Regions from separate parts of the Homo sapiens genome. Here region 2 is linked to region 1. The links are chromatin loops, found by intact Hi-C in ENCODE. Cell type or tissue: endothelial cell of umbilical vein. All regions are shown on one strand. Region 1 overlaps RPRD1A (regulation of nuclear pre-mRNA domain containing 1A). Region 2 overlaps ELP2 (elongator acetyltransferase complex subunit 2).

Region 1 (4,000 bases):
AAAAAAAAAGTAACATTTTAGTGATGTGACCTATCATCTGCCAATTTGTATGGAACTTGCAAACTCCTGATTGAACAGGAAACGTTAATTTTAGTCTGTACTTAGCGTGGTCCCTGGTACATGGCAAACATTAAAATAATAAATGCTATTTAAATTGAATGGACGGTTTGGAAAACCGGTGTTTTTGGAAAGAACCCCATGAGCAACAGAAACATAGGAATTAACTAAGTCAGACCTGTCACTTAGTCTTACATTCTTTGTTGCCAACAGTGGCATTTCTTTGTGGAATTATGACATGGTTTGTTTTCCCTTTCTGTTAACTGTTTCTCTTTTAATAACAATTTATGGCTCTGTTATTTTTAAAAATATCAAAATTCATTTGGAAATTTTTTGTGTGATTTTCTTGGATTGCTTGCTGTGATTACCGCCATTAATTATTTGCTGTATGTATAGGGACACATAATTTTAAATGGAAGTAAATTTCTTTCCCTGAAAATTTAGGGAAGGGCATAAGTTGTGATGATTGCTGGGTATTTTTCATATTTTTGCTTGGTCCTACAAAGATAAAAGTGAAAATAGTATCTTGGTATTTGGACCCCATGCTCAATCACCTCATATGGAATTTGTCCTTTGGAAAACACTGGTAAATATATTTTTAAATCTTGTAAATTTTTATTTTAGTGTATATTGTAAAAGCAATTCTGAATTCTTTGAGAGATTGATATAACCCATGAATTTAAAAAACATTCTAGGGCCAGGCACAGTGGCTCACACCAGTAATCCCAGCACTTTGGGAGGCCTAGGTGGGAGGGTCACTTGAGCTCAGGAGTTCAAGACCAGCCTGGGCAACAAAGTAAGACCTTATCTCTACAAAAAATTTAAAAAATTAGCCAGGCATGGTGGCGTGTGCCTGTGGTTCCAGCTACTTGGAAGCTGAGGCAGGAGGATTGCTAGAGCCCAGGAGGTCGAGGCTGCAGTGAGCCTTTAGTCTGGGAGACAGAACTTGTCTCAAACAAAAAAAACAAAAACATTTTTTTTGTTTTTGTGGTAATAAATATTATTTACCATCTTCATTTTTTCCGTGTACAGTCCAGTAGTGTTAAGTACATTGTTGTGTAGCCAGTTTCCAGAACTGTTCATTTTGCAAAACTGAGACTCTGTACCCATGAATAATTTCCTATTCTCCTCCCATTCCCACAGCCTTTGGCAACTATCCTTCTACTCTTTTTTTCTATGAATTTGAGTACCTCCAATAAGTAGAATCATACAGTGGTTTGTCTTTTTTCATGACTCGATTATTTCACCTGGCATGATGTCCTGGAGATTCATCCATGTTGTAACATGCGTCAACATTTCCTTCTTCTATAAGGCTGAATAATACTTTATTGAATATATAATTCACATTTTGTTTATTCATTGATCAGTGGGTTAGGTTGCTCTTAACTCTTGGCTATTGTGAATAATGCTGCTAACATTGTAAAATATTTTTATTTCAGTTGCTACTTTTTGTTTTGCATTGTTTTATCTTTTTCTTCTTTTCAGTTGCTACTTTTGAGTCTCAAAGATTAACATGCCCTTTTAATTATGACAGGAAGCATGGTCTAGTTGTTAAGAGGGATTTGCTTGGCTGTTGGACTTTTTGGATTCCAATCCTGGCTTATCTCTTCCTCATTATTTCCCTGAGGGCAAATAATGTTTTTGGCTTTGTTTGTTCAGCTGCCAAATAGAGACATATTGTTAGGATTGAGATAATGTATGTAAAGTGCTTGGAATAGTGTGTAGCACATAGTAAAAGTGCAGTGAAAGGATTGTTTGTTCAGGTACCCATTCAAAAGTGATGCAGGCAATCTCCCAATTAGATAATACAAATTTGAGTTTCTAAACTCATTTGACACTGGGAAGGCAAAAATCTGGATTGAACAATACCAATCTATTTTGTGGGTGGGATTGAGAGGGCAAGGATGGGTACAAAAGAGACAGGACTGAATGTTAGGATAGGGTCCCGATATCTTAACCAGTTGTACACTGTGGTTTATCTAACCAGACAAGGAGCCTGAAAACCAGAAGCTGGTCTCTGTTATAGCCATCTCTTCTTATTTTTATTCCATGCCAGCAACTTGCAAAATCATGAAAAGTGGTAGACAGCAATTTAAACAGACAAACCAGGTTATACAGTGGCATGGCACAGGTTTGTAAAGTTTGATCAGTTGTGACTTAGTATATGAGAAGGTTGGGCTTCTGGTTGCTCCTCGAGAATGATGTGAACTCAGAGGTGACTTTTTAATATGTCAAATGCTTAAATTTGTAAATTGAATACTTAACATCTAGAGGACCACATGTAGCCTGATCAAGATTTTTGTCTTAAATCCAATAAGATAGCCCACATCAATAGGATACTGCATAATTGGTCCTGACCATAAGTTTCCTACACCACTGTACTATGGATGCCACAAGGTATGATGCTTCTGAATATAACTGTACTACATTGAGTGATTCAAATTTAATTCTAGTAAAATATAAGAATAGTATAAAATATTATGTTCAACACTGTTTTCCTTATGTATAATCTTATTTGAGTCATATTCAGTAGTAGTATGCTATTTAACATTGTAACCAGTAAAAATGTACTGTGGCCCACAACTGTTGAAATCTTGTCTATTTCCTTAGAGAAATGACTACACCCACAGAGCATAGTGAGTAGGGGAATATTTTTGTCATAATGAATTCAGTTTAAAATTTATGGCCATGTAATCTAAAGACAGAAACATCTAAACTTTTCCCATTTACTCTCCCTAGCAGTTAATCTATTAGCTTGGCAAATATTTATTGCATAAACAAAAAATAGTAATTGATTGAAGGGACATCTCTTTCAACCTGTTTTACATTTCATGCTCTTCTGTTGTTTCACAATAGCTTAATAATGATTTCGAATTAACATGTCTATTAAAACAATCCTAAATTCAATGTAGGATTTAGGGTGCCATCTTAATAACATGAGCAATCACCATCTTATTTTAAATGACTATATTTCATATAGTTTGTAATGGTTTTACTAAAATTTAATACAGGATAGAGTCACCGAGATGCATTTTTACATAGACATTAGTTCTGGCGATTTTAGCAGCAGTGACTGGTTAGTTTGGTAGTAAAATGAGAGACTAGGGTTGAAATGATACATAAAGGTTAGTAGGGTTATTTTAGTTCTCAAAATGCTTAATTTAGGTATTGAGAAAGTTTGTCCAAGTAAAGATGTTTTAAGTAGATTTTTAACTTTTTCTTATTTTTCAGCCAAACCAAACAGGAAGCTTACTTTTCTCTACCTAGCCAATGATGTCATACAGAACAGCAAGAGGAAGGGGCCAGAGTTTACAAAAGATTTTGCACCAGTTATAGTGGAGGCTTTTAAGCATGTTTCAAGGTATGATCATAGTTTTGGGTATTAGGTAATCTGTTTTAAATGTACCATATGTCCTTTTGCTAAAATTTGCCTTAAACTATTAAAATAAAAAGTAGGGAATATAGTTTTTTGATGCTTTTATTTGAAAAGACTTCCCTCTACATGGCATTTATAAATGTATTAAATGCCTTCTCTGAAGGAAAAATATTTTTTGAACTGTTGCTAAGGTGGGCCTTTGGAGTACTTGAATTACAGCTTTCCTTTAAGAGACCAGAACCAACTGCTATATTGGAATGAACTTCATTAAAAATGAATGAAGGTATTGAAGTAAAAATTTGTGTGTTTATAAAGCTATCAGTCTTGTAACAAATATTTCCATATACACTTAGTACTGTTTCTATTCTTTTTTTTTTTTTTTTTTTTTTTTTTGAGACAGAGTCTCACTCTCACCCAGGCTGGAGTACAGTGGTGCGATCTTGGCTCACTGCAACCTCTGCCGCTTGGGTTCAAGCGATTCTCCTACTTCAGCCTCGCAAGTAGCTGGAATTACAGGTGCCTGCCACCATGCCTGGCTAATTTTTGTGTTTTTAGTAGAGACAAGGT
Region 2 (4,000 bases), 120 kb before region 1:
AGAAGAGGAGGAAAAAGGTAGGTAGAAGGAAGAAAAAGGAGACATCAGATTGTGGGGTGGGGAGGAAAAGTCAGAAGTTACGACAGAATCAGACCAAAGAGCTAAATACAGTTTAACTTACAGTTTTTGAACTTCAGGCCACAAAGTATTCTGCAGAAGATGATCCTCAGTGGGAGGCTCTAGAATAAATTGAAGCTATTTTTTTCTATGTAAAAGTGAATTCTATAGCACTTATTTAGGTCAGCAGCAATAGATAACATACTGTGTGTTCTAGCGATTTATTAAATTGTCTTTGTCACATCTTACCAGTAAGTATGGAGGGCTGAAAGGCCACCTGCTGATACTCAAAACCAGTACTAGTTAACAGCTCCTCTTCATCAGAAGGCTGAGAAGCTATATCTCCTAGTTTGAAGAAACACATCAAGAATATAGTCACTATTTTTATATCTCCTTCACTTGTCTCAATATTAAGGCCACCACATAGAAAGCAGTGGTAATTCAAAGTGGTGCAATTCACAGCTGTGTCCATGTGATTCCAAAGGCAAGAGTATTTCCATTACTCCAGTATTTTCCAAACATGCTCCTGGCAGCATTAATCAACTCCATAAAGGTTCTTTCCATTTTCTTTGATCTAACAGTCTCCAAACTTTTAAAACTACACAACCAACTCTTCAGGTTACCCACATTCTCATCTGTAGTTCTAACACCAAAACACATACTTTGTGGCAGGGCGTGGTGGCTCACACCTGTAATAACAGCAGTTTGGGAGGCCAAGGCAGGTGGATCACCTGAGGTCAGGAGTTCCAGACCACTCTGGCCAACATGGTGAAACCCTGTCTCTACTAAAAATACAAAAATTAGCTGGGCATGGTAGCACATGCCTGTAGTCCCAGCTATTTGGGAGGCTGAGGCAGGAGAATTGCTTGAAGCCAGGAGGCAGAGGTTGCAGTGAGCTGAGATCGCGCCACTGCACTCCAGCCTGGGTGACAGAGCAAGACTCTGTCTCAAAAAAAAAAAAAAAAGGGAAAAAACATGCTTTGTGAAAACTGCATCTACTTCAGTGGTCTGAGTGTGTACAAAGAGTACTTATCACGAAATAGGTGATAGAAAAGATATACTGTGATTTAAAAAAAAAATCAGCTGTAACAAACATTAGGTAGACATTACACAAGTGTATGACTGGGGTTTAAGTACCACTATGGGTTTAATAATTTTGAAGACAAAAGCCTTACCCTGAAAGACAGCTTTATTTGATAATCCCAATGCAGGGACAGTGGCTCCTTCTGGAAGATCACTATCTTGCTAGAATAGAAAATATAATATCTAAGTTATAAATGCTAAAGTTTTATTTGCTAATTTTAAAACTAAAAGTTACTGTTACTTCAGGCACTACAAAAAAGTCACGCTCATAAATGCTGAGAAACAGTTTAAAGACCATCTTGTGTGGATGTCTACCCGTACTTTCACTTCCTGAACCAACAATGCAATGCTAAGCAATCACTCTCCAACAGACAAGCCCTACCAGGCCTCCAACTCCCATGCAATCCATAAAGTCGGGCATCCTCTCATCCATAAAGGGACCTCATCGAACCATAACATTTCAATGGGTTTCAGGGTCTGACAGGAAATGCAGTGAGCTGAAAATGGAAGGCCCAGAGCTCTACTTCCAAGATAATCTCACAGGCACATCCCCTGATGATGCTCATATAAACACAGATGCTTCCCAGAAGGGAACAGTTACAGCATTAGTCATAGTATTTTCATTAAACATACCTAACTAACTGAGTATTTTAAAACTTCGTATGAGTGTCATTTGAAAAGGCAATATCTGCTTAGATTTTGCAATTTATATCAATCAAATTATTACATGTGAAAATATATGCTAACCATCAAAACTGGCACATGCTCATTTGCTAAGAGTGTTCTGTACAACTTAGACTTTAACACAGAAGCTGAAACTAGACACAAACATGAATAGTAAGAATTTAAAACCATCAAAAATGGCTACCTGGGACACAAGAAACAGTATGCTTTATCTCAGAAACAAAGAAAAACTAACATGGAAAAGAACAGTAAGAGGCATTCCTACATACCTATCCCAACACTTAGTATGGGAGCAAAACCCAAACGAGAGCAAGCAGCTCGCTACTCTACAGGATCCCTGTATCTTAGGACACAGAACTAAGTGTACAACTGGGACTAAGCCTCTCATGGAATCGTAAAACCCCATTTCAATTCCTAGAACTGAAGAGATCCTGAAACTAGCTGTCCCTCCACCTCCATACGCTTAGCTCTACATAATAACCACAATTAAGGCTTCCCTTTTGATCTTGTTCCTATTGTCCATTATTATTAGAAACAAGCATAACAGAATCTTAAATCCTCTTCACATAATCAAGAAAGCCTGTAGCATGAGGTGCTGAGTATACATTCCAGGAAATTTAGTTGGCTACTTCATTTCTAATGAATTCCATTTTCTTCTCCAGTCTTACTCACACTGGTGCTAGTTTCACTGCTTTCAGAGTCTCTTGGCTTCCAGATAACTCTCTTCCAAAATCCTTTTCATCACTCTTTGTGTAGGAGCCTCCAACAGCACCCCACAGTCAGACTGTGCCTGCCTCCCAAGTCTTCCACCATGGACTTTCCCCATTCTCCCCACTTCTATCCAGTCTTCAGTCCAACAGGTACCACAATAGCTCTGGCCTCCCCTTTGCTCTCTCTCTCTTCCCTTTGCTCTCTCCCTCTCTCTCCCCTTCTTTTTGCCTATCAAAAGGGTACTTATCCTTTTTGAGCTCAGAACCAAATTCGTGACTCAACTCTAAGTGAAGGACTGTATAATATGCACTTCTGTGTAACCTATCTTCCTACTTAATTTTCCTTCTTTCAAAATTACTTCATAATTTTTATAATCCATGTACTTTTATAAGTAGCTCAAATCTTTCTTAGAAGGGCGTATAAACATAAAAAAGAAAGTTACCCTTACAAAACCCAAATCAAGTCCCATTAAACATGTTCTCGTTATTCCAATACAATGACCTCTTCCTTCTATGAAATTTACTTTAGTACCATAAGATTTAGCAATTAACTGGTCTCATCTAACAACTGCAGATACATTAGTTCCACTGCCCCCTACCTCTACCCCTACCATACAGCTAGATGGTAATCTCCTTGAAAACAGTATCCATCTTTTATTTTGTTCTATTCTAGGTACCTAACACAGTGATAAAACATCATATTCATGTCTCAATTGAACACTAATGCAGCTTTGTAGTATTTTGAGCTCATTTGCTACACAAAATTTCTAGTTTTAGTATTTAAATTATTACACCCCACAGTGCACAAAAACTTTGTCACATCTTACATTAAGAAACAATATTACTTTCTTTCTACCCATATATTCCATTTAAAGCCTAAGGCAAAAATCCTTTTAAATTTAAAATGAAGTGACTAGATTTAGGTAAAATATTTAGAGAAATACTCACATTACAGAGCACATGATTCAGTGATTGTCCTGTAATGGCACAAAAATTTTCCACAAAATTCCGAGGTGCAGAAAAAACCCGAAGAACTTTTTCATCTGCTCCAGATACAAACTGAAACCGATTAATCATTGCCAAACATTTCAGGTCATACCCATGTATCTGAGGCCTTGCAATTTCATGCCAAGTCACCTGGGTAAAACGGGATAAACAAAAATGATCATTCAAAAGCTGAATTTTCAATAAGCAAATTATTAGATGAAAATTATTTACTATACAATGGAAATATAACCATGGGGCAAATATTCATCCATGAATAAACCACAACTGGGCAGTATTGGTAAAAATTACCAAGAGCCACAGAAAAATCACTCAAAATCATTTGACTTGTTTTTCAGTTGACTATAGATGCTGTTCCCAATGTTCTCAACTCTATTTATTTGAATCTACCACGTGTTACTCAAGCAGTAGTGTTAGTGGCAAACTTCACTAGCTCTTACGGACTGACCCACAGTCAGTTC

Evidence for each region. A loop is a pair of places that touch in the nucleus more often than their neighbours do. Peaks named below come from ENCODE experiments on the same cell type or tissue, not always from the same donor. Only the 100,000 strongest peaks of a DNase experiment are listed, where the experiment ranks them.
Region 2: a loop joins it to region 1, with 7 times the contacts of the local background. A loop is called at or near these places in 1 of 110 quality-filtered maps.

The regions. Positions count from the first base shown.
Region 1 is chr18:36,033,126-36,037,125 of GRCh38, reverse strand. It overlaps RPRD1A (regulation of nuclear pre-mRNA domain containing 1A), which reads left to right. Exons shown (of 7, transcript NM_018170.5): 2 at 3,289-3,418. Among named protein-coding and RNA genes, the nearest start is that of RPRD1A, 32 kb to the left of the region's middle. In endothelial cell of umbilical vein, no CTCF peak of the experiment used is centred here; a DNase peak (open chromatin) is centred at 1,675.
Region 2 is chr18:36,156,137-36,160,136 of GRCh38, reverse strand. It overlaps ELP2 (elongator acetyltransferase complex subunit 2), which reads right to left. Exons shown (of 22, transcript NM_018255.4): 13 at 3,483-3,671; 14 at 1,233-1,302; 15 at 307-402; 16 at 122-179. Among named protein-coding and RNA genes, the nearest start is that of ELP2, 28 kb to the right of the region's middle. In endothelial cell of umbilical vein, no CTCF peak of the experiment used is centred here; a DNase peak (open chromatin) is centred at 1,616; H3K27ac peaks cover 2,410 bases.